Regions from separate parts of the Homo sapiens genome. Here region 1 is linked to region 2. A link is an interaction called in ENCODE POLR2A ChIA-PET data of the cell type or tissue named here. Cell type or tissue: Caco-2. All regions are shown on one strand. Each heading gives the region's core, and the rest is flanking DNA. Links, peaks and the distances in the headings are about the cores only.

What was found. ChIA-PET counts read pairs that join two places held together with the same protein. Peaks named below come from ENCODE experiments on the same cell type or tissue, not always from the same donor. Only the 100,000 strongest peaks of a DNase experiment are listed, where the experiment ranks them.
Region 1: POLR2A ChIA-PET joins it to region 2 with 5 read pairs; 2 of 35 experiments call an interaction of 5 or more read pairs at or near these places.

What each region holds. Positions count from the first base shown.
Region 1 is chr16:814,621-825,824 of GRCh38, forward strand. No RefSeq gene overlaps it. Among named protein-coding and RNA genes, the nearest start is that of GNG13, 19 kb to the left of the region's middle. RefSeq lists an enhancer at 2,520-3,020. In Caco-2, for the core only: no CTCF peak of the experiment used is centred there; no DNase peak of the experiment used is centred there.
Region 2 is chr16:1,077,290-1,090,314 of GRCh38, forward strand. It overlaps SSTR5 (somatostatin receptor 5), which reads left to right. Exons shown (of 2, transcript NM_001172560.3): 2 at 1,553-4,165. The coding sequence starts at 1,580. The coding sequence ends at 2,674. It overlaps C1QTNF8 (C1q and TNF related 8), which reads right to left. Exons shown (of 5, transcript NM_207419.3): 5 at 10,937-13,025. SSTR5-AS1 (SSTR5 antisense RNA 1) reads right to left here and starts at 1,442. Exons shown (of 4, transcript NR_027242.1): 1 at 1,169-1,442; 2 at 335-423. RefSeq lists enhancers at 1,196-1,860, 5,642-6,494. In Caco-2, for the core only: no CTCF peak of the experiment used is centred there; DNase peaks (open chromatin) are centred at 5,422 and 5,912.

The sequences.
Region 1 (11,204 bases), core at 3,377-5,876, 260 kb before region 2:
GGTCTGGACACAGCCGCCAGATGCCTGTTGTGGGGTCTTTACCAACGTTGCTTTGCTTCATTCATTCAGAGATGGAGTCTTGCTCTGTTGCCCAGGCTGGAGTACAGTGTGGCACAATCTCGGCTCACTGCAACCTTCGCCTCCCGGGTTCAAGCGATTCTCCTGCCTCAGCCTCCCGAGTAGCTGGGATTACAGGCGTCCGGCACCACGCCGGGCTAATTTTTTGTATCTGTAGTAGAGATGGGGTTTCACCATGTTGGCCAGGCTGGTCTTGAATTCCTGATCTCAAGTGATCCACCTGCCTTGGCCTCCCAGAGTGCTGGGATTACAGGCGTGAGCCACCATGCCTGGCCATGCTTTGCTGCTTTTAAATCTTTTTGTTGAAGACGAGGATCAGACATATGTTATTACAGTTTTCAGAGTAGAAACCAGCTTGAGAAAATCCTATTTATAACCACAGTCACTCTGGGAGGTGAGACTCCTCAGTCCAGAGTCACTGAGGTCCGAATTGTTGGGGAATTACTCACAGAAACCCCAGAAGCAGCTGAGGAGAAGTGGGGCCGAGATGGGGGCCCGCGAGTACAGCCAGGCTGTGCAGAAACTCGGAGTGTGGCACGTGGGCTGCTGGGGCTCAGCCAGGCCCGTCTCTTCTCTTTTGAGGTTGGTGGAAATGCTGGGCTGATGTCATTATGGGTGAATCGTGCTACCTTAAAAAGTTTTTTTTGAGACAAAGTCTTGCTCTGTCACCCAGGCTGGAGTGCAGTGGTGTGATCTCGGCTCACTGCAACCTCTGCCTCCTGGGTTCAAGCAATTCTTCTGCCTCAGCCTCCCGAGTAGCTGGGATTACAGGCGCCTGCCAGCACGCTCGCCTAATTTTTGTATTTTTAGTAGAGATGGGGTTTCACCATGTTGGCCAGACTGGTATTGAACTCCTGACCTCAAGTAATCCATCTGCCTCAGCCTCTGGAAGTGCTGGGATTACAGGTGTGAGTCACCACACCCAGCCAAAAAATGTATTTTTTTGAGACAGGGCCTCCCTTAGTCACCCAGGCCAGAGTGCACTGGCGCCATCCTAGCTCACTGCAGCCTTGACCTCTCCTGGGCTCTAGTGATCCTCCTGCCCCAGTCTCCTGAGACCACAGGTGGGTACCACCGTGCCTGGCTAATTTTTTAATGTTTTTTTTTTTTTTTTTTGATAGAGACGAGGGCTCAGTATGTTGCCTAGGGTGGTCTTAAACTTCTGGTCTCAAGCGATCCTCCTGCCTTGGCCTCGCAAAGTGCTGGGATGACAGGAATCTTAGTACTTTAAACAAATAACAGGTTTTCTTTTGGGCAGCTGTGGGTTTTCTGAAACACTGAGGAGACAGAGCCGAGCCCCCATCTGTGCCCTCCCCGCAGGGTCCCGTGGAGGTGACACCCCACACTGGCGTGAACCAGGATCGACGCAGTTTACCGGAGTCCTCGGCCTTCACCGAGGGGCCTTTCCCCATCCTGGGACAGTTCCCGTCTGGCTGCCTGAGCACCCCTGGGCTGTGAACCCCCCTGGGCTGTGGCCATTTCTTGGACTTCCCTTGGTTTTGGTGGTCTGGGCGGTTTTGAGGAGGAAGGTCGGGATTTCCTAGAAGGTCCCTCAACCGGGGCTTACCATACTTTTCTCGAGGCTAGAAGGGACCTGTCACCTTCCCTGTAGGCACCCGTGTCCCTCCCCTGGCACTGGGAGGAGGTGAGGGGAACCCCAGAGAAGAGGTCACGTAGGGTCAGGCCTGGAAGCCAACAAGGCACGGGGCCAGGGGAGGCCTGGTGCCCTTGGGAGGTGCAGGGGTCCCGGGAGAGAGCTGAGCACCAGGAGGGGTGCAGAAGGCTGCCCCCTCCACACCTGCTGTGCCCCATTTGTTGTGGGTGGGGGCAGGGGTCTACCCAGCGGGAACACGTGGGGCAGCCCCCCTCCCCTGGCCTGGGGCCTCCTCAGCAGGGAGCAGAGGCTGTGCTTTCTTTTTTTTTTTTTTTTTTTTTTGAGACGGAGTCTCGCTCTGTCACCCAGGCTGGAGTGCAGTGGTGCGATCTCCTCTCACTGCAAGCTCCGCCTCCCAGGTTCACGCCATTCTCCTGCCTCAGCCTCCCGAGTAGCTGGGACTACAGGCGCCCACCACCACGCCCGGCTAATTTTTTGTATATTTATTAGAGATGAGGTTTCACCGTGTCAGCCAGGATGGTCTCAGTCTCCTGACCTCGTGATCCTCCCGCCTCGGGCTCCCATAGTGCTGGGATTACAGGCGTGAGCCACAGGGCCCGGCCCGAGGCTCTGCTTTCGTGGGGGGCTCTGGGTCTCTGGTGGCTGGACTCGGCGGAGGGTCCAGGTGTCCTCTTGGCTTCTCTGCACAGGCCTCAGCCCACATCAGGCACCCCCTGCCCCGCAGCAGAGCTCGCCCCTCCAGGCAGTCTCACGGGAATGCACGTTCAGGCCGCCTTTCCCCGGAACCCGCAGCGGCCTTTCTGGAGGCTGCTTCTTGGTGACTGGGGGCTCCTTGGAGCCGTCCCCAGCCTCAAGCGGCTGCATTGCAGCTCAGGGACCCCGAAGGGAGGACCACGTTCTGCCGCTGAAGACTCGGAGTCGCCTGGCAAGACGGAGCGAGAAGGGGAGGGTGGCTGGCATGGGGACTCTGTCTGCTGCCTCGCACCGCACCTTGGAGGACGCTCCGGCCAAGGCTGGGAGGGGCGAGTGCGGCTGCAGGCGCGCGGTGGCGAGGGAGGGTGAGGATCTGACCGGGAGGCGAGGAGGGAGGCTCTGGCAAGACGCAACGCTTTGGCGCCACTGCCGGCCATCCCCTTGCCACCCACCATCGCCCGCCAGGCCCTCACACCTACCTGGTCCTGGCGACAGCCGGTGTGTGAAAAGCCTGTTTCCTCCCCTAGAAAAAGCACGTTTGGCTCCGCTCTCCACTGACACGTTTTTAGCTGAGTGACGATGGAAGCCGCTGGCTTTTAACAGACGGTCTTAACGAGCCTCTGCTCCCCGGCGACCAGCAGACGCGGGCTGACCCACGGTTTTACACACCACGTCTGCGTGGCGGCGGCCGGGCGGCCCCACGGGGCCCGGGCAGGAGGTGACGGCAGCGTTTCTCGCCGCCTTTGCTCAGCGCGCCTCTCATCCCCTCTCTCCTGTCGACTCGCGGCTTCCTGCAGACCCTCGGCCTGTCTGCGGCCCCTCGCCCGCAGCCTCCCCAGCAGCCGAGGTTTCCTATAGCATTAAAAGCAGGAAAGAACCAGCCCTGCTCCCCAGGAACTGAACTTCTGTGGCTCATCTTCAGAGAAGCCACTGTTGAGTGGGGCTCCTCGGGGGTGCTCCAGCTGCGGGTGAGTGACATGAGCCAGACCTCCCCGTTTTTTTTTTTTTTTTTTTTTTTTGAGACTGTTTCGCTTTTTTATCCCAGGCTGGAGTGCAGTGGCGTGATCTCGGCTCACTGCAACCTCTGCCTCCCGAGTTCAAGTGATTCTCCTGCCTCAGCCTCCTGAGTGGCTGGGACTACAGGCGCCTGCCCCACACCCGGCTAATTTTGTATTTTAAGTGGAGATGGGGTTTCACCATGCTGCCCAGGCTAGTCTCAAACTCCTGAGCTCATGCCCTCCTTGGCCTCCCAAAGTGCTAGGATTATAGGTGTGAGCCACTGCCCCCGGACTGAGACTTTCCCATCTTAACGCCCACTTGCCCCGTCCTTCCGCCCCCACGGTGCCTGGGGGAGCCTTCTCTGTGCAGGACACAGGCCAAAGCAGAAGGAGGCAGGAGGAAGGAAAGCAAGGCAGTCCTTGCTGACTGGGCACCCACGAGCCTGCTGTGTCTGAATGCTGGCTCACCTAGAGTTGGGGGGCTCAGGGACAGGACTAATTCTGGAACCAGACTGCCTGGGTTCACACTCTGGTGGTGTTACCTTCTGCCTACGTGGTTTTAACCTCTCTGTGCTCTGGTTTCATCAGTTGTGAATTGGGGCTAATGGTTCCTACCTAACAGGTGTGAGGATTAGATAAATGGATACATGGAGAGGGCAAGTGGTCAGTGCCATGTAAGTGTCAGCCAAAGATGATGGTGACAATGGTGGTGAAGACTGTAGTGATGGTGATGATGACGGTGAACTGTAGTGATGGTGATGATGATGGTGAAGACTGTAGTGATGGTGATGATGGTGAAGACTGTAGTGATGATGGTGAAGACTAGTGATGGTGATGATGGTGAAGACTAGTGATGGTGATGATGGTGAAGACTGTAGTGATGGTGATGATGATGGTGAAGACTATAGTGATGGTGATGATGGTAGTAAAGACTGTAGTGATGGTGGTGATGATGATGGCCCTCACCATCTTGGCTGTACCACGTCCAGTTTGCTGTCAGGACACAGCCTGAGGATGCCAGACCTCCATGTTGCAGAACCACCTGACTTTTACTATGGAATACACGTGGACTGTGAAGTAATAATATTCCTTTTCACCTCCCTAGAGTCATTTCCATTAAATCAGAAAATAGGCGTTGAGAAAGGGATGTACTAGTGGGTCCCACTTAAAAAAGAGCAAGTTGAGTGTGAACTCAAGCAACAAAGCTCAACTTAGAGGATTCCTGTTAAGTCATGGAAGGGCTCACCGTTGGGTCCTCCCTGGTGGCCCCAGTGCATGTTGAACCTCTGGGTCCTGTGCTTTCTAAGCCCAAGTCTCTTTCAGGGAGTTAAGAACACTTGTGCCTATTTTTGGGGAAGGAATTTATTCATTATTCCAGGTGTCAGGTGTAAGACATTACGACAATTTATCAGATGCTCAGAGCACAAGCTCTGTTTCACTGAAAGAGTGAACCCAGGAGATGCTGGAGTGGGGGGTGGAGAAGGGGTGGAGTGACGGTAGGCGCGATGCTTATCTGACGTGTGTGTGTTGTCGGCACTGCGGGGCCCTCAGGAAACGATCAGCGGAGTGGTTTCCCTCTGAGCATGTCCTTGTGGCCTGCGTTTATTTAGCACAGCCTGAGCTGGGGGCTGCTGGCCTGGCCTGGGGAGGCCCTCTGGGCTCTGTTGGTGGCTTCCCAGAGTGAGGACCCATTTCAGCTCCTCCCCTCACTCCACACCGTGGAGCCTACATTCCCCTCCTGGTTCCTGCCTCATTGGGTTTTGGAAACATCCTCACTTGGGAGACTGAGGGGCTCCTAGAAGATCTGCTGGGGCCTGATCTTAGAGGAAAAGCGGATCTGCGTCCATAGGACGGGGTCGCAGCACGGAGCAACGGGCCCGGTGTGTTGTGGTTGAGGGCCTCGAAGGGGAGCGAGATTCATGACCCGAAACCACGCCACATTGGCATCAGGAGTATTGTGAGCTGCAGGCAACTGAGATCAACAGAGGCAGAAAAACGGCTTCTCAGAGCTTCTCTTCTGACTAAAACCAGCAACTCCTGGGACCTGAGGCTGCTACAAATTCCTTCTTCACGGTGATTCCGTTCCCAGAGGGGAGAATTGGAATAAAACATGCCCCAAATCTCTGCTTGGGGGGACCAAGACAGAAACACCGCTTATGCCTGTATTATCATAAACTAACTTCCTTCCTTCCTTCCTTCCTTCCTTTTTTAGACAGAGTCTCGCTCTGTTGCCCAGGCTAGAGTGCAGAGGCGCGATCTCAGCTCACTGAAACCTCCGCCTCCTGGGTCAAGTGATTCTCCTGCCTCAGCCCCCCGAGTAGCTGGGATTACAGGTGCGCACCACCATGCCTGGCTAATTTTTTTTTTTTTTGAGATGGAGTCTCACTCTGTCACCGGGCTGGAGTGCAGTGGCGTGATCTCAGCTCACTGCAACCTCCGCCTCCTGGGTTCAAGCAATTCTCCTGCCTTAGCCCCCCGAGTAGCTGGGATTACAGGCACGTGTGCCACCATGCCTGGCTAATTTTTGTATTTTTAGTAGAGAGGGGGTTTCACGATGTTGGTCCGGCTGGTCTTGAACTCCTGACCTCGTGATCTGCCTGCCTTGGCCTCCCAAAGTGCTGGGGTGACAGGCATGAGCCACCGCGCCCAGCTGCCCAGCAAATTTTTGTATTTTTAGTAGAGATGGGGTTTTGCCGTGTTGGTCGCTAGGCTGGTCTCAAACTCCAACCTTAGGTGAACTGCCCTCCTCAGCCTCTCAAAGTGTTGGGATTACAGGCGTGAGGCGCCCAGACAAACTTTTTCCATTGTCCTTCTAAAAGCCCTTTTGTCTTTTTTGAAGAAACCTATTTGTTCTTCCCCTCAGAAGCCTTTTCTGCTGCCCCCTTCCCTGACCTAGTGAGGATACAAGGCAGTGGTTTCCACGTTGCTGAACCACCCACTTCTTTTGTTCGCTGCCGCGTGCTTGTCAATCAAGTTTTTCATCCTATGGATCCGTCTTTTGTCAGTTTAATTTGCAGGCCCCAGTCGCAGAATTTAAGAGGACAGAAGAATGGTCTTTTGTTCCCAACAGCCTCCTTCACCACCACAACCCCACTGGCTGCCTCACCTTACGTGTGACACGCTCGTCGAACTTGCCAGCAAACCCGGGAGGTGAGGATTGCGTGTGATGCCCAGGCAGACACAGTGGCTTTTCATGAGAACAAAGCGTTATCACCTTGTGCAGGTGGCTGAGAGAAGAGGCCCTGGGAGGCAGGGGAGGGCCAGGTGCACACCTATGGGGCGGTGACCCCTGGCAGCATTGGGGGGCTGTGGATATTGGAAAACGTGAAAAAGATGTTTCAGTTTTTTCATGTGTATTCTTTTCTTTCTTTCTTTTTTTTTTTTTGAGACAGAGTTTCGTTCTTGTCGCCCAGGCTGGAGCGCAATGGCGCGATCTCGGCTCACTGCAACCTCTGCCTCCCGGGTTCAAGCGATTCTCCTGCCTCAGCCTCCCGAGTAGCTGGGATTACAGGCATGCGCCACCACGCGCAGCTAATTGTATTTTTTTTTTTTTTTTTACCAGAGATGGGGTTTCTCCATGTTGGTCAGGCTGGTCTTGAACTCCCGATCTCAGGTGATCCGCCCACCTCGGCCTCCCAAAGTGCTGGGATTACAGGGATGAGCGACCGCACCTGGCCTTTCTTGTGTATGTTTTAAATTGGTTTCAAAATGTCTCATGTAGAATCTTTGGTGGGGAGGTATGGATCCACCACGTGTCCCCCACTGCACCCACAGCTGTCACCAGAGCAGGAGCGGCCTGTCCCCGCCAGCTGGGTGCTACCTGCCGACCAGCCAGGAGCTGGGGAGGGTGGGAAGGGTTGTCTTCCAATGTCAGGTTTTCATTGAAATACCTTTTCATTGTGAGCTTTTAACTCCGGGGTTGACTCCGCCTTTCCTCCCTTCTTGACCCTCCTACCCGCCCCCTCCAGCCCTGAGGAGCTCAGCTCCCCACACGGCTGCCCGGAAGTGGCCTCTCTTGACAGCCGCCTCTCATCGCTAGGCCTGACCCTTCTTTCTTCACTTGCTGGCCGCTGTCTCAGCTTCCCCAGGTGTTCCAGGAGCTTGGGGAGGGCTGGACCTGCAGGAGGGTCCCCGGCAGCACTGGGACCCAGGGTGGGGACAAGCTCTGCCTGTTCTTCCAGGCTCTCCTTGAACCTGGCACCCCAGGTACACAGCATGCTTTCCTGGAACAGTGTGCCCCCAAAATTCTCATCTAGGGAGCCTCAAATATGGCCTTATTTGCAAATACGGTCATTGCAGGAGGAATTACATTAAGATGAGGTCAGACTGGAGCCAGGTGGCCTTGGTCCCGTGACCAGCGTCCTGGTGAGAGGAGGAATGAGACACGGGTTGGCCATGTGGACGGAGGCGGAGATCAGAGCCATGTGTCTACAAGCCCGGGAGCACTGAGGGTTTCTGGAGTCTCCAGAGCCATGAGGGAATGAACTGGTGTGGTTTGGAGCCCCTGCTCCTTGGCGGCCACAGGATGTGAACTCACCTGGAGCCTCTGGGCCTCCCCCAGGTGCAGGTGGGACCAGCCTGGCTCCTGCCGTCCTGAGGGCTGCAGCCACGGTGTCACGGCTCCTTCTCATCCAGTGGCAGGTCCCACAGGGTGGGGACACCCTTCCCTGACTTGGTGACTGCACTCTGGCAAGACCCCCTGGAGGACGCTCGGGCCCTCTGCAGAGGAGCAGTGAGCTCGGGGGGTTCAGCTGCGATGTGAGTCTGGGGGCTTTGGCATCCAGACCCACACGGAGCATGTCTGACCCACGAACCGAGGCTTCAGTGAGGCCCAGACATTGGGAATGGCCAGGGGCAGCCCCACGCGTGGCCACCGTAGCCCCCCACCCTTTTTACCAGGCTTGGCTGCTGCGGAGGTGGGGGAAGGACTCCGGATGTTTCTCATCAGAAACTCGGATTTTAGCTTGTGAGTGTGAGGGGTTGTACCCACACTTTCATGTAGACACAGAAAAGTGATGGTTCTGAATTTTAGGGAGTTTTTTTTTTTTGAGATGGAGACTGTCTCCCAGGCTGTAGTGCAGTCACGTGATCTCAGCTCACTGCAACCTCCGCCTCTTGAGTTCAAGCATTTCTCCTACCTCAGCCTCCCAAGTAGCTGGAATTACATGTGCCCACCACCACACCTGGCTAATTTTGTATTTTTAGTATAGACAGGGTTTCTCCGTGTTGGTCAGGCTGGTCTCAAACTCCTGACCTCGTGATCTGCCCGCTTCGGCCTCCCACAGTGCTGGGATCAGAGGCGTGAGCCGCTGCGCCCGGCCTTGGGAGCTCCTTTTAAATCGTGCTGCTTTTCAAGGGAAGGATTCTCAAGGCTGTAGGAGGTTTAGAATACAGCGTGTGCTGGTGCGGCCTGTGTGTGAGCGAGAGTGTCTGCCGAGAATCATACGGGCCCCACTTCCGTGGAAAACAATCCGAATTCCCTGTGTATCACGGGCAGAAGGCTGAAGGAAGTCTCGAGCCACCGTGCGGAGAGTGAAGCTGGCGGTGTCGCGGTAACGCGGTGGAAACGCGTGTTTTGATTCGATGTCTGTCCCGATGCTGGGTTTCACGGTGAGGTCTGGTGTCACTCTGCATTGCCTGGCTTGGGCAGTAACCCTCTTCTCTTGGTATGAGGGCAAATTTTGGTTCTGAAAATCCTTTCCAGGGTGGCTTTGGCCAGGATTTGGGATTGCGGTGGGTTTGCGTTCCGGATTTGGGATTGCGGTGGGTTTGCGTTCCAGATTTGGGATTGCTGGGCTCGCACTGGGATAGTTTGGAAGCCGTGGCCACTCTTGTATGTTATGCTGGCTCATGGTCAGCCTGGCCTCTGGGCTATCCCTTAGATCCCTTGAGGCTATTTGGGGTCTGTATCTTCCCAGGAGAAAGTGAAATATCCTGGATGACAATGTCGTCTGATCCAAGAAGGTCCTTAAAAATGGAACCTCCAGAGGATATTAAAACCCTGAGACCCCCCCAGTCCCGGGTCTGCTTCAGGGAGCATTAACCAAAGGCCTCCACCGCCTGCAAACGTCCTGTCATTCTCCAGGGGCTGGGCCAGGGCTGAAGGCCCCCATTGCCTCCTGTGAGCCTCACAGCCGAGTGCCGGGGACATGAGGGGATACCACGGGACTCTGGGGCTGGGAGGCACATCAGAGCCTTGTATACACAGGGGCTCAAGAAAGACGAGAGGAAATCACAGAAAGGCAAAGAGCCCAATTAACAGACAGGCAGAGGACCCGACCTGACGCCTGTCCACAGCAGGCCCACGACGGCCAGCAGCGGGGGGAGCTCGTCACACTAGGCCCACGACGGCCAGCAGCGGGTGGAGCTCATCACACCGTCACACTAGGCCCACGACGGCCAGCAGCGGGGGGAGCTCGTCACACTAGGGGGACTCTGGTCCTCCGCCTTGACCAGCCCCCACCTGCCGCCCCCAGTCCCACGTTGGCAGCTGTCCCCTCCCCAGGCCCGGCAGCGTGTAGGGAGGCCTGGGTCCCCCGAGTCTGTGGACAAATGTGGTTTGGGGACACCAGCCCCTGCCGAAGCCATGAAACTCAGGGAGAGTGGATGCCACCCCTGGTGTCTTCGTGCTGTGTCGGGAAAGGGATGCTGTGGCAGGGACGCACCTGAGCGTCCAACCTGGTCCTGGGGACGGGGGCGGGGTGGGGCTCCACATCCCGGCAAGGCGTCGGGAGCTGTGAGCCCGTAACACAAGTCATTACGATGCTGGCTGAGCGTGGGCCTGCTGAGAGCCCTGGTGGGCACGCCACTGTCTCGTCCATGGCACCGCCGTCCCATCCGCGGCACCACCATCTCGTTCACGGCACCAACGTCCCGTCCACGGCACCCTCGTCCCATCCATGGCACCACTGCTGGCCTGGCCAGGATGCATCCCTGCGGGGGGGCTGCCCCTGCTCTGAGGATGTTTGCAGCCTCCTCAGCCTCCACTCACCTGATGCCAGCAGCATCTGTGATTCGAGATGGGCAAAAACATCCCACGTTGCCCTGGGGTGCCCTGGAGGGCGGAGTCCCCCGGGGTCTTCTCTGGACAGTGAGAAGCCACGATGGGGCATTGGTGCCGATTCCATTCGCGTCACAAAGCCCTGCCTCTTACCAACCGGCGGGTGCTCAGCCGGCCGCCTCTGCCCTTCCTCCCTCCCCCACAGACCCCGTTCTGTGCACCCCAGAATGTGGGCTGACTTTTGTTCTTCACCGTGAGAGCTTCCGGGAAGCAGAGGAGAGCGGGATTCCTTCCTCCTTGTCCCTCTCCGAGCGGGAGGGTGATGGCCGACGGCATCGGGGCAAATGTGTTGCTTTGAGAGGCTGAGAGGAGGACGCGTGGCCCCCACCCCTTCCCATGTGGCTTCGTGCTGTGAGCCACAAACGGCCGTGGATCCCAGAGCCAGACTCCGGGCCCGCCCAGCCCAGGGGGAGGGCGGACTGCCAAGCTCAAGCACGCGGCCTCGGTTCAGGGACAGGTTCCCCGTGCGGCGAGGGGCACGGTGGGCCGAGAGCCAGATGAGAACCCGCTGCCTCCACGCGGCCGTGCCCTCTGGCAGCCTGGGCTGGAGGGAGGTTTGCACGGCTGCTAGACATCTTCCTTGCAGGATCCCTGGGGAATTCTAAATTTCAGTCACACTCTCTAAATTTTCATTAAGAGCCTTCACCCAGAGAAAATGATGGATTAGATTTTGTTGTTGGACAGGAGCCAGATAAAATTAGATGCCTCTTTTACTTCCCAGCCCCCACCCCTCCGTTCTTTCCTAAAACCTGTACTTTTC
Region 2 (13,025 bases), core at 4,367-6,866:
GTCCCCCAGGGAGGGGCTTGTCCCTGGTCTGGATCCTAGGGGACACTTTGATTCTCTGCTGGCCACCCCCAGAGTCACACAGCTCCAGGGTCAACCCAAACATCCGGACTTCCTCCGCCCCACTCGTCAGGGGAGGCATTGATCTTCTTTTTGAGACAGGGTCTTGCTCAGTCACCCAGGCTGGCGTGCAGTGGTGTAATCACAGCTCACTGCAGCCTCAACCTCCTGGGCTCAAATGATCCTCCTGACTCAGCCTCCTCAGTGGCTGGGACTACAGGCGCCCGCCACCACACTTGGCTAATTTTTGTATTTTTTGTAGAGACGGGGGTCTCACCATGTTGCCCAGGCTGGTCTTGAACTCCTGTCCTCAGGTGATCCACCCGCCTCGGCCTCCCACAGTGCTGGGATGACAGGCTTGAGCCACTGCACCCAGCCGGAGTATCATTTTTATGAATGATTTCAAACATGCAGAAAAATACAAAAACAATATACGAGGTACACACGTGCCCATGGCCTTGGACCCACAGACGTCACCATTCCCAGCCCACCCTTCTCCATGGACACCCCTCCCTCCCCTCCCCCAAGTCTCCCCTGTTCTCTCTCTGGGCCACAGTGGGGGGTTCCAGGGCCTGGGAGGGGGCTCAAAGCTCCGATGGGACTGGGCAGTGTCAGGTGGCTGCAGCCCCCATACGCTATGCCTCTGACCCGCCCACACCCCCCACCGCGGCTTCTCCTCCGGGCTGCAGGGTGTGCAGCCCCCGCCCGCAGTCCCCCCTCCTTCGCCCTGTGTGACTCCTGGGGCTCCGTGTGACCACTCTGTGTGGTTTGTGTGTTTGCTTCTCTGCAGCCGCCCCGTGGGGAGGGTGGTGTCTCTCTGGCCCTGTGCTGTGCCCCCGCCTGGGTTTACAGATGTCTGTCATTGCTGTGGGGGTGACGGTCCCTGCGCTGGCCTGGAGAGAGGTTCGGGGCCAACGGGCAGCGGGCACCCCGGTGAAAGTCCCTCGAGGCTGCGGTGGCGACACCACGTCCAGCCACTTCTCAGGTCGTCCTAGCCAGGTGCCATTCATCCCAGGCGGACAGGGGGCCGACCACCGGCCCCATCTCTCTCCACTGCCACCTCTCCCTGTGTGTCCCGGGAGGGGCCGCCCGCTGGGCCTCGGCTCCTTACCTGGTAGACGAGGGCAGCAGCACTGCAGGGCAGGCTCTGAGGGGCTTCAGGGAGACGCAGGTGCTGGCCTCAGACTCCAGGATGCTGCGGCCAGGCCAGGCGCCATCTGGGTGCAGGGGCGGCCACAGGGCAGCTGTCGCCATATCGACAGCAGCCGTCCGTCTGGGCTCCCGGGGCCACCTGCCCGCCGCTCCTTCCTCTCCTGGCTTATTTTCCAAACAATTTGCTTAACGTGATTCCCGGCCAAGCTAAACATGACTAATCGTGTTTACCCGGTGATCCCGCGCCTCCTGGCAGGCGGGGCTGGGGCCCAGGAGGAAGGAATGCCTGCATGTGCTGGTTCAGGGACTCACCACCCTGGCGTCCTCCCTTCTTCTCTTGCAGAGCCTGACGCACCCCAGGGCTGCCGCCATGGAGCCCCTGTTCCCAGCCTCCACGCCCAGCTGGAACGCCTCCTCCCCGGGGGCTGCCTCTGGAGGCGGTGACAACAGGACGCTGGTGGGGCCGGCGCCCTCGGCAGGGGCCCGGGCGGTGCTGGTGCCCGTGCTGTACCTGCTGGTGTGTGCGGCCGGGCTGGGCGGGAACACGCTGGTCATCTACGTGGTGCTGCGCTTCGCCAAGATGAAGACCGTCACCAACATCTACATTCTCAACCTGGCAGTGGCCGACGTCCTGTACATGCTGGGGCTGCCTTTCCTGGCCACGCAGAACGCCGCGTCCTTCTGGCCCTTCGGCCCCGTCCTGTGCCGCCTGGTCATGACGCTGGACGGCGTCAACCAGTTCACCAGTGTCTTCTGCCTGACAGTCATGAGCGTGGACCGCTACCTGGCAGTGGTGCACCCGCTGAGCTCGGCCCGCTGGCGCCGCCCGCGTGTGGCCAAGCTGGCGAGCGCCGCGGCCTGGGTCCTGTCTCTGTGCATGTCGCTGCCGCTCCTGGTGTTCGCGGACGTGCAGGAGGGCGGTACCTGCAACGCCAGCTGGCCGGAGCCCGTGGGGCTGTGGGGCGCCGTCTTCATCATCTACACGGCCGTGCTGGGCTTCTTCGCGCCGCTGCTGGTCATCTGCCTGTGCTACCTGCTCATCGTGGTGAAGGTGAGGGCGGCGGGCGTGCGCGTGGGCTGCGTGCGGCGGCGCTCGGAGCGGAAGGTGACGCGCATGGTGTTGGTGGTGGTGCTGGTGTTTGCGGGATGTTGGCTGCCCTTCTTCACCGTCAACATCGTCAACCTGGCCGTGGCGCTGCCCCAGGAGCCCGCCTCCGCCGGCCTCTACTTCTTCGTGGTCATCCTCTCCTACGCCAACAGCTGTGCCAACCCCGTCCTCTACGGCTTCCTCTCTGACAACTTCCGCCAGAGCTTCCAGAAGGTTCTGTGCCTCCGCAAGGGCTCTGGTGCCAAGGACGCTGACGCCACGGAGCCGCGTCCAGACAGGATCCGGCAGCAGCAGGAGGCCACGCCACCCGCGCACCGCGCCGCAGCCAACGGGCTTATGCAGACCAGCAAGCTGTGAGAGTGCAGGCGGGGGGTGGGCGGCCCCGTGTCACCCCCAGGAGCGGAGGTTGCACTGCGGTGACCCCCACCCATGACCTGCCAGTCAGGATGCTCCCCGGCGGTGGTGTGAGGACAGAGCTGGCTGAAGCCAGGCTGGGGTAGACACAGGGCAGTAGGTTCCCCACCGTGACCGACCATCCCCTCTAACCGTCTGCCACACAGCGGGGGCTCCCGGGAGGTAGGGGAGGTGGCCAGACCGGTGGGGGGCTCCGCCATGCCGTGCAAGTGCTCAGGGCCGCCTCACCCTCCATCTGGCCCCAGCCCATGCCGGCCTTCCCTCTGGGGAGCGACTTTTCCAGAAGGCCGGCCAGGCGAGAGGGTCTTCCTGACGGCGGAGCTGACCTGCCCGGCCCACCAGCTGCATGTCAGCTCCGAGCCACCGGGTCCCCGTCCAAGGCTGCTCTGCTAAGTTAAAGACACCCGAAAGCGCTTGACTCAGGTCCCCGGAGTCCCTGGCCAGGGCCCCAGCCCCTCGCTTGCCCTGCACTGTGTGGACTCTGGGGATGCAGGTGTAAGGGGAGTGTGGCTGGGCAGCCCCTGGTCAGCCAGGGTCACGCCTGTCCTGGGGGCCCCACCCTGCTGCCCGACACCCCCCATGGGAGGCTGCGGGCGGCAGTTGCTGTCTCAGAGAGGGGAGTGTGGGGGCTTGGGCGCTGGCCTAGCCAGGGGCGAGGTGGGGAGGCGGCTGGTGCAGAGGAGAGCTGGGGGCTGAGGTTGGGGTGAAGGCTGCAGCCCTCCAGGCTGCTGGGGGTGCAGATGGCTGTGCCGTGCTGAGATTGGCTCTGTCTGGAGGGGTCCAGTGTGGGGTGCCTGAGGGCACTAGGGAGAGGTGCTCCTGCTGCAGGAGGACCTGAGGGTCAGGGCTTGGAGAGGACAGGGAACCTGCGGCCGTCTCTTCTGCTTTGGGGCAGGGGCTCTGGCCCGGGAGAGGGAACGGGGACAGGAGCAGAGGACGGTCATCCAGGCGCAGCGGGGAGCTGCTCCCCAGGCCACAGCAGACAGCACTGCTGAGAGGCAGCGGCCGCGCGGGTGACGCAAATGGCAGGCCCTGGGAATCCCGCCGCCTCCCACCTAGAATTGTCCTACCTCCCCCACCCCAAACACCAGCTTTTCCTGGCGCCCCAGGCCCAGAACGTGGGCCCAGAGAGCCTTGCTGGGGTCTCTGGGGCACCTTGGCCTTGCTCTGAGGCTGGAAGGAGAAGGACCAGGGTGCGGCATCACTCGGCCTCAGGGACCCCTCTGCCCTGCCCAGCACTGGCCCCGACCCGTGCTCCCGCCGTCTGCCCAGAGCAGGACCTCAACCTCCTGGAGGGCACAGGGAGCGGCTGAGTGGGCACAAATCCTGGCAGGAGAAAGGCCCAGGCTGAGGCCAGGCCTGGGAAACATCCAAGCAGTGAGGACACGCGTGTTTGACAACTGCTCCCCTGAATAAATGCGAGGATAAATGTTTGATTCTTTCCCCGAGCAAATATTGTCCCTGGAGCCGAGTGCAGCCAGCGCAGAGTGAGCGGAGCCTGGGCTCCCCCGAGGCCCGACACAGGGCCCGCCCCCGGCCCCAGCCCCGCTGAGCCAGACAAGGCCGGGACGGGGGCGGCCAAATGCCCAGCAGGAAGCGGGAGGCGTGGAATTCGTGAACAGGGTGAAAAATGATGGAAGCTGCCTGGGGTCTTAGGCTGGAGCTGCCCCTCACAGCTTCTTGACAGCTCTGGGCGGGGCAGGGTGGGCTTCTGCAGGGGGTCCACAAATCTCTGCCTCTTGAGTCACCAAAGAGGGGTGCATCCAGGGTGCACTGGGGGAAACCGAGGCCCGTTCACACCGCAGCACCCCCCTCGACCTGCCTCCCCAGGGATTTGGGTGCCATGTTCACCCTCTCAGAAGGCTTTGGGGACCGAGCAGATGGCTCGGAAATCCCTGCCAAGATCAATTTCTCCAATTGATTTGACACCGGGCGCTCTCCCTGCAGGGCCGGCAGCCACGAGGGGCAGACAGAGGCGCCAGTGCCCTCACTCTCGGGTGAAGACGCCCTTGACCCCCAGCCCATTCGACCCGGCCACAAGCCTCGGGCCACCCTGCTCCCCACCTTGTCCAGCCTGAAGCCCCCAGGACCCCGGTCCCTGTCCGTCCCAGGCCCCAGCCTCATGGCCCTGCCGAGCTCCCCAGTCTGGTCCCGGCCACCCACAGCCCACATCTGTGCCTTTGGTCATAGCCTCGTCCCCATCAGGTGCACACCCTCCCCACAAACCAGACCTGCCGGCACAGCCTCTTCTTCCCTTGACCCCCAGGACGCTGTCACGCTGACCTTCTGGGGACGGTGGGCTCATGACGGCAGCCCCACAGCTGGGCCTAGGACTTACTGCCCTTGACCCCCTGGGCTGGCTGAGCCCTGAACACGTGTCTCCATCGGACAAACACACCTGCAGGGCACCAGCATGGGGCTGGGTCGTGGGATCAAGGTTGAACCGGAAGAGCATTCCAGGCAGAGGGAACAGCCTATGGGAGGGCTCAGAGGCAAAGGGGCACAGGGGGGTTAGCTGTGGGGGTCAATTCAGAGAGAGGAGCAGATCCAGGCCCCTCAAGTTCTGCCCCCATGCTGCCCCAGGGAAGGACGAAGCTGCGCTCACTCCAGCTTGAGAGAGGAGACTGGACGAGAGGCGGGAAGAGGCACACACAGGGAGTGTGCGGAAGCTGTGAGTCATCCAGAACACGCAGCGGCCTGGCCCGGGGCCGGGGCCCCAGGGGTGCTCACGAGGCAGGGGCAGCCCCTGTCCAGGCCTGGAGAAGGGGGCAGTGGCACCTGGCTGGTTCCTGCTTGGAGCACGTGGGAGGACAAGGCCCCGGGGTCTGATGGCCTCAGTGGGCTGAGAGGGCTGAAGATGTCTGGGGAGGTCCCAGGCAGCCCATGGACCAGGCTGGGCAGAGCCACGGGGAAGAGGACAAGGCCTGGATGCCCCCAGGGCACCAGCATGAAAGGCCGGGTGGGGTCAGGTGAGTGTCTGGAAGGAGCATGGGCCCTGGACCCCTACATCCTCACCTCCCGGGGCAGTGGGGGCCTGTGGGTGGCAGGGGCCGCGGAGCCGAGACCCCTTGCAGGCCACCGGAGAACCCGGTGGGGGTGGGGGGTGCGGCGCGGAGCAAACATCCTGGGCGGGGTGGCTTCCCGGCCCGCGCGCATCACTGGGTTTTATTGGCTCTGGGCTCCAGCGACTCCAGTGACCTTGCTCAGGAAACAGGCCCGGGCAGGACGAGGAGGGCGGGAGGGATCTGTTTGCCTGGCAGAGTGGGTGTGGGGAAGACGGGGCCAAGGAGAAGCAGCCCCCACAGGCAGGAGGAGGTGTCGTTAGCTCCACAGTGAGGGAAACTGCGGCCGGGCCGTCGTGGATGCTGACAGACCCCAGCGGGCCGACCCTCATCCCAACCCAGCCCCATCAGCAGGGGTGCCCTGGGGCGGGATGTGGGGGTCTGTGGAGGACCTGGAAGGCCTCCTGGGGAGGGAAGGGGGCAGAGGCGACCGGCAGCCATGGGGCCCCCAGAAGCAGCCACTGGCCCAGGGCCCCGGGGAAGCCGTTTCCTCCCACCAGACGAGACCCCAAGAGAGTGGGTGGGGTGGGGACGGGGAGTGGGACCAGCTGTGGGGTCTCAGGGAGGCAGTCTGGGGGAAGACTGCCCCTAGGACAGGCCCCTCTGCCCTCCCAAGGCCGGGTCTTGGCAGCACAAGCAACCGCTGTGGGTGCAGCAGAGGCGGGCGCTGGCCACGCTGCCCCGTGGAGGCCTGGAGCCACCTCGGGCTCTGCACTCCTGTGGGTGGCAGGAGCCGCCCAGGGCCCCTGGCAGGCTGTTAGGTGGAGTCAACCTCCTGGGTTCATTCTCTTCTGTCCCCACCCTGGCTCGGCCACAGCAGCCACCGCCTCTGGCTACGTCTCCCTCCTTACTCCCAACCCCACCTCCACTTCCAGCCCCATTTTATCCCAAACACAAATCTGTTCATGTCCCTCTGCTGCTCACGAGCCTTCTGTGGTTCCCACTCCTCAACCCACGCTTCCCAGGGCTCTGTCCCCGTCCTGGGAAACGGGTGTGATCACGTAGTGTGGTTTGAGGAGGGCTCACAAGGATACCGTCAGGACCAGGTGCCAGGTGCAATGGTTCATACCTATAATCCCAGCAACTGCTGAGGCTGAGGCAGGCAGAGAGCTTGAGCTCGGGGGTTTGAGGCCAGCCTGGGCAACATAGTAAGACCCTGTCTCTACACAATCTACAAAAATTATTCAGTGGTGCTGGTGCATGCCTGTCGTCTCACATACTGGGGAGGCTGAGACAGGAGGACTGCTTGAGCCTGGGAGGCGGAGGCTTCAGTGAGCTCTGATCATGCCACTGCACTGCAGCAAGACCCCGTCTCAAAGGAAAAAAAGGCCCTTTGTGAAGTGAGGAGTACAGTGCCCTGGCTGACACCTTGGCTTTATCAGCCTAGAGGTTCAAGGTTTGGGGCAGGGTCCTCAGAACCCGGAGATGAGACGGCTGGGAGAGGAGAGGCTACCTGTGGAGCAGAGACAGCCAGGGCCTGCTGGACTCCCCAGTTCTCCCTCCCAGGGCCTGCTGGACTCCCCAGTTCTCCCTCCCGGGGCCTGCTGGGCTCTCCAGTGGCCGAACGCAGCTGGAAGCTCTTGGTTTTGTCTATAGTGGTCGGCAACTCATGTAGAGCAGTGGGATGGGTGAGATGGGGCTGTGGAACAGAAGACACTGGCCCCTCCACCTGAGTCCCTGTTCTGATGTTCATCGCCCCAGAGAGGGTGGCCGGAGAGTGAGGGGATGCCCAGGATCTGCCTTTGTCCCAGTCGGAGCTCCTGCCTCTCACCGCACTCTGGTGCCCAGGTCCTGCCCATGGGTGCCTCCCTCCATGGGGGCTTGGAGCTTCAGGAAGGCAGTGCTGGCCATGCCTGTGCCCTCAGACATGTCCTCTCACTCCTAACTCTGCCTCCAGGAATCATGGTGGGGGCAGTTCCCTAGAGCGAGGCAAGGATTCCATGGCTGCCAGTGCAGTGGGGAGAGGTTCACAGGAGAGGGAGGTCTGGCTGCTGTTCCTGTCCACCTGGCTATGGCTTTGCCCAGCTCTCTGTACACTGGGTCTGCCTACTGTGATCCCCTGCCAGGCCCTGCCCATGTGTTTCCTGAGGGACACGGACGATGGTAGTGACCAGGCAGCTTGGAGATGCCTGTAAGCCACACGAGAATATCTAGACACTGGCACTCATGATGGTGTGAATCCACGATGATTTTTCATTCCTTCCTGTATCTTCCAAATTCTCTATTTCCTCTCAAGTTTTCCTCCTCCATCTGTGCAAGACCCCTGCAGGGCAGGAAGGCCGTCCTTTGCTGTCTATGGGACAGCCCTTCCTAGGGTCCCATGTTTTAGTTTCAGGATTGACACAAAGTAGAATGTTTTACTTTCATGAAGTCCAACCTATCATGTATCTACTTGGAAAATTATTCTGCTTTTTATCAGTGGGAGGTTTTTCCCCATTCACAGATTAGCCAAATGTCCCCACGTATTTTTTAAAATTTTGGTAAAATACGTATGACAGATTTTTACCACCATAACCATTTTTGTGGATGGTCCTATGGCATTAAGGACACTTACACTGTGGTGCAACCATCACCCCCATTTATCTCCAGAACTCTTCTCAAAACCACAAACTGAAACTCTGTCCCCATTAAACGACTCCCTATTCCCACCCCCAGCCCCGGCACCTGCCCTTCTACTTTCTGTCTCTATGAATTTGAGTCCTCTAGGTGCCTCGCGCAATTCGAATCAGACAGCATTTGTCCTTTTGTGACTGATTATTTCACTCGGCGCACTGCCTTTGAGGCTCATCCACGGAGCACGTGCCAGAATTTCCTCCCTGTCTGAGGTTGGCCACTGTCCCCGTGCATGCGTGGACCACATTTGGTTTTTCCATTCATCATCAGCAGACACCTGGGCGGTGTCCACAGTCTGAGTCCACTCCTGCTGCTGTCATAGAATACCCCACCCCTTAATACCATCACAGTGACCATCAGCTTCAGCATAGGAATTCTGGGGGCACATTCCGACCACAGCACCTACCTTATGGCTACAGTGAGTAACGCTGCTGTGAACATGGGTGTACATCTCACAATCCCACATGGGTTTTGTTGGTGGTGGTTGTGTGTGTGTGTGTGTGGCAGGATCTCGCTTGTTGCCCAGGCTGGAGTGCAATGGTGCAATCTTGGCTCACTGCAACCTGTGCCTCCTGGGTTCAAGTGATTCTTCTGCCTCAGCCTCCTGAGTAGCTGGGATTACAGGCACCCACCGCCTCACCCAGCTAATTTTTGTATTTTTGGTAGAGACAGGGTTTCGCCATGTTGGCCAGGCTGGTCTCGAACTCCTGACCTCAGGTGATCTGCCCACCTCGGCCTCCGAAAATGCTGGGACTACAGGCGTGAGTCACTGCACCCGGCCTACCCCACCTCTTAATACCATCACAGTGACCATCAGCTTCAGCATAGGAATTCTGGGGACACATTGTGACCACAGCAGCTACCTTCTGGCTACAGTGAGTAATGCTGCTGTGAACATGGGCGTACATCCCACAATCCCACATGGCTTTTGGTGGCGGTTTTGTGTGTGTGGAGGGGTGAGGGGCAGAGTATCGCTCTGTCGCCTAGGCTGGAATGCAGTGGCGCAATCTCAGCTCACTGCAACCTCTGCCTCCCGTGTTCAGGCAATTCTCCTGCCTCAGCCTCCCCAGTAGCTGAGATTACAGGCGCCCCCCACCACACCCAGCTAATTTGTGTGTTTTTAGTAGAGACGGGGTTTCACTATGTTGGCCAGGCTGGTCTCAATCTCCTGATCTCAGATGATGCACCTGCCTCAGTCTCCCAAAGTGCTGGGATTACAGGTGTGAGCCACTATGCCCAGCTGGTCCCACATGTTTCTAAAGATTATATGGCTGAAAATTATTTCATTCAACTGAAATTTGTATTATCACATGACATGAATTTTTTTTTCTTTTTTTTTTGAGACAGAGTTTTGCTCTTCTTGCCTAGGCTGGAGTGCAATGGTGCGATCTCGGCTCGCCGCAACCTCTGCCTCGCAGGTTCAAGCAATTTACCTGCCTCAGCCTCCCGAGTAGCTGGGATTACAGGCATGTGCCACCACACCCGGCTAATTTTGTAATTTTAGTAGAGACGGGGTTTCTCCATGTTGGTCAGGCTGGTCTTGAACTCCCGACCTCAGGTGATCCGCCCGCCTCGGTTTCCCAAAGTGCTGGGATTACAGGCGACATGAATTTCAAATGAAAAATACCCCTCCTTGTGGCTGCCTCTGCCTTCCTGGTATATTTCCTGGTATATGGGGCGCCCTCTTGTTCTTTGGGGGCGAGGAGCTCTGGCAGTCTGGTGTCTGCTTGGTGGCCACTGTGTTATGATATCTAATAGGGAAAGTCTCCACCCACCACTGAGCTGAGCTAAAATTGTTTAGAATCCTATCCATTCTTTCAGGTTCTCTTCAACACTGCTTTTACAAAAATTTAAAAAATGGAATTTGGGCCAGCGTGGTGGCTCATGCCTACAATCCCAGCACTTTGGGAGGCCGAGGCTGGAGGATCAGTTGAGCCCAGGAGTTCAAGACCAGCTTGGGCAACATGGCGAAACCCCATCTCTACAAGAAAAAAATTTTTAAATTAGTTGAGCGTGGTGGCATGTGCCTGCAGTCCCAGCGACTTGAGAGGCTGGGGTGGGAGGACGGCTTGAGCCCAGGAGTTCAAAGCTGCAGTGAGTGACTGTGTCACCGCACATCAGCCTGGGTGACAGAAAAAGACCTTGTCAAAAAAAAAAAAAAAAAATGGAGTGTTTACAGAAATGTTCATAGTAGCATTATCTATAACCCATAATAGCCAAAAGGTAGAAACAACCCAGGTGTCCATCAATAAACAATGGACAAACAAATGTGGTCCATCCACAGGACAGAATATTACTTGTGTGACTCCATTTCCATGAAATGCCCAGAACGGGGCCGTTCACAGACACAGAGAGGAACAGTGGCTGCCAGGGGGTGGATGGGGAGCGGGGAGTGACTGCTGAGGGGTGCCCGTTTCTTTCGGGGGGACGGAACCGTTTGGGAACTAGACAGAGGTGACGGCTGAGTGTGCAGTGCCATGCAACTGTTCACTCTCGAATGCTCAATTCTACGTAATATGAATTTCACCTAAACATTTAAAATTGGATTTTTACTGGAATTCCACTAAACGGATAAAGTTACATGGGATAAGCTGCCTCCCCAGCCCGATGCTTGCCTGGAATGTCACAGGGATGTCCCCGCGGGAAGCCGCGTTCCCCAGTCCCTTCCTGTGCGGTTGACTCATGATTAAAGCCAGCACGGGCCGACCACGGGGGTGCCCGGTGCGGTTCTGATGGGGTGGCTCCCCCTTGTCTCCTAAGTGGCCAGGGCAGCACGAGGCTGTCGCTGCTTTTCGTGTCTCTGGCCTCTACCAAGCATCCCTCTTTCCGCTCCCACCTGGCACTGGCAGCGTCCCTCAGGCTTTTATCACTTGGCAGAGAATCGTGACCGTATCTTATCTCACTTTCAGTTCTCAGTCATTGTTTTTTAAACAAATAAACCTGGAAGGTTGGCGGGATGCAGGTCCTGCTGTCTGAGGCTCTCACAGGCATCTCCCCACCCCGGTTCTCTGAGAACCAGGGTCGCCACTGGCATTCATTAGACACCCCCGCCAGCTTCCAAGAGACCTTGCACCCCTGCCCGCCTGACCCCTGCTGCAGCCCGACCCCTGCCCGCCTGACCCCTGCTGCTTCTTAGTATCCGCAGCTGCAACTACCTATAGGCCACGGCGACGTCTGTGCGGGGAGGTCCAGCCTGTCCCTCGGAATAAGCGCCTGGCTTCGGGGCTGCTGTGGTCACGTCTGGGTCCTTGGCTGGGCCTGGTGACGGGCACTTTCTGAGCTCCCTGGTGCAGGGGCTGGCGTCTTCCCGGGACTCTCTTCCTCAGGACCACCTGCCACCCTGGCAGCACAGGCTCACTGGAATCACAGAGGCTGGAGACCCCAGGGCAGCCGGGCCAGGGCCAGGGCCAGGGAAAGGAACGGTTGTCTGGGATTCTGGGGTGCTTCCCCAGCACAGAACAGGCAGCCTGCGAGAGGAGATGTCCTCCCTGGCCCTGGGGTGGTCCGGACCCCTGGCTCCCATCTCCCATCCAGCCCTGCTCTCTCACCGGGGCCAAGAACCTCTGCATGGCCAGCCGGGACCCCCACCCCCAGCAGCCCATACCCCCCACCTCTGGTTCTTCAAGCACCTGCCACACTTGACCCCAACAGGCTCCTCCTGGGGATCCCCCCAAGCAGGAACCCCTGGAGCCGTGCAGCTGTCCTCCGGGGCCTGGACACCAAGGGCTCGGCTCTGGGCAGTGCCCACTTGGGACCTGCAAGCCCAGGGCCCCTCACAGCTGCTCTGGGGTCCCCGACAGAGGCCTTTGCGCACCCCCTGCTGCACGGGAAGCTGAGGCGACAGGCAGAGCTGGCAGGGACACGGGCTCTGTGTGGGGTGGGCGGGACGTGGCTGCAGCCTGGCTCTGCCTGCGTGGCACTGGGTGTCCTCACTTGGGAACGGGCTGAGTGAGCACAAGGCTCCCCAGAGTGCTGACCAGGCGCCCTGCTGCTGCAGCCAGGACCAGGCTGTGGGCTTCTCTCCTGGCACCTCTTAGCGCCACCGGCCGTCAGCACACGGGGTAGGGCTGGGGGTGTCCCGGTCGGGGTGGGAGGCCTGGGGTCTGCCAATCTCCCCTCGGCCCACCCCTTCCTGTTCGGGCGCCTTTCTCTCTAAGGCGGAAGCCTCTGTGCCAAGGCCCCGTGAGTGCCCGGAGATGGCTCCGACCCCTGCCGGTTGCCGGGCGCCCTGGGTGTGTCCCGCTATCCCAGCCAGGAGCAGACTCAGGCCCTGGGCCAAAGTGCAGCCTGAGGCCCCGCCCACCTCAGTGTGGGGCGAAGGAGAGGGAAGGTTCCGGGTCCAGCCCCAGCGCCAGTGCCCCTCCTGTCTCTAGCAGGGCCAGGGTTCACCAGCCACGGCCACCGGCCCCAGCCCCTCCTGTCCTTGGTTGTCACCACACTTCCAGAAGCCCTGCTACCGCCCCCCCACAGACACACAAGGTGGGACTTGAGTACGGGGCCACTTGGGGGTGCTGAGGGGCAGCCTGGCCCCAGGGACAGCCTCAGGGAAAGAGGTGGATGCCGGGCGACTTGGGAGGCAGCAGGCTTGGGCAGTGGGTGGGGGTGGCGCAGCCGGGACA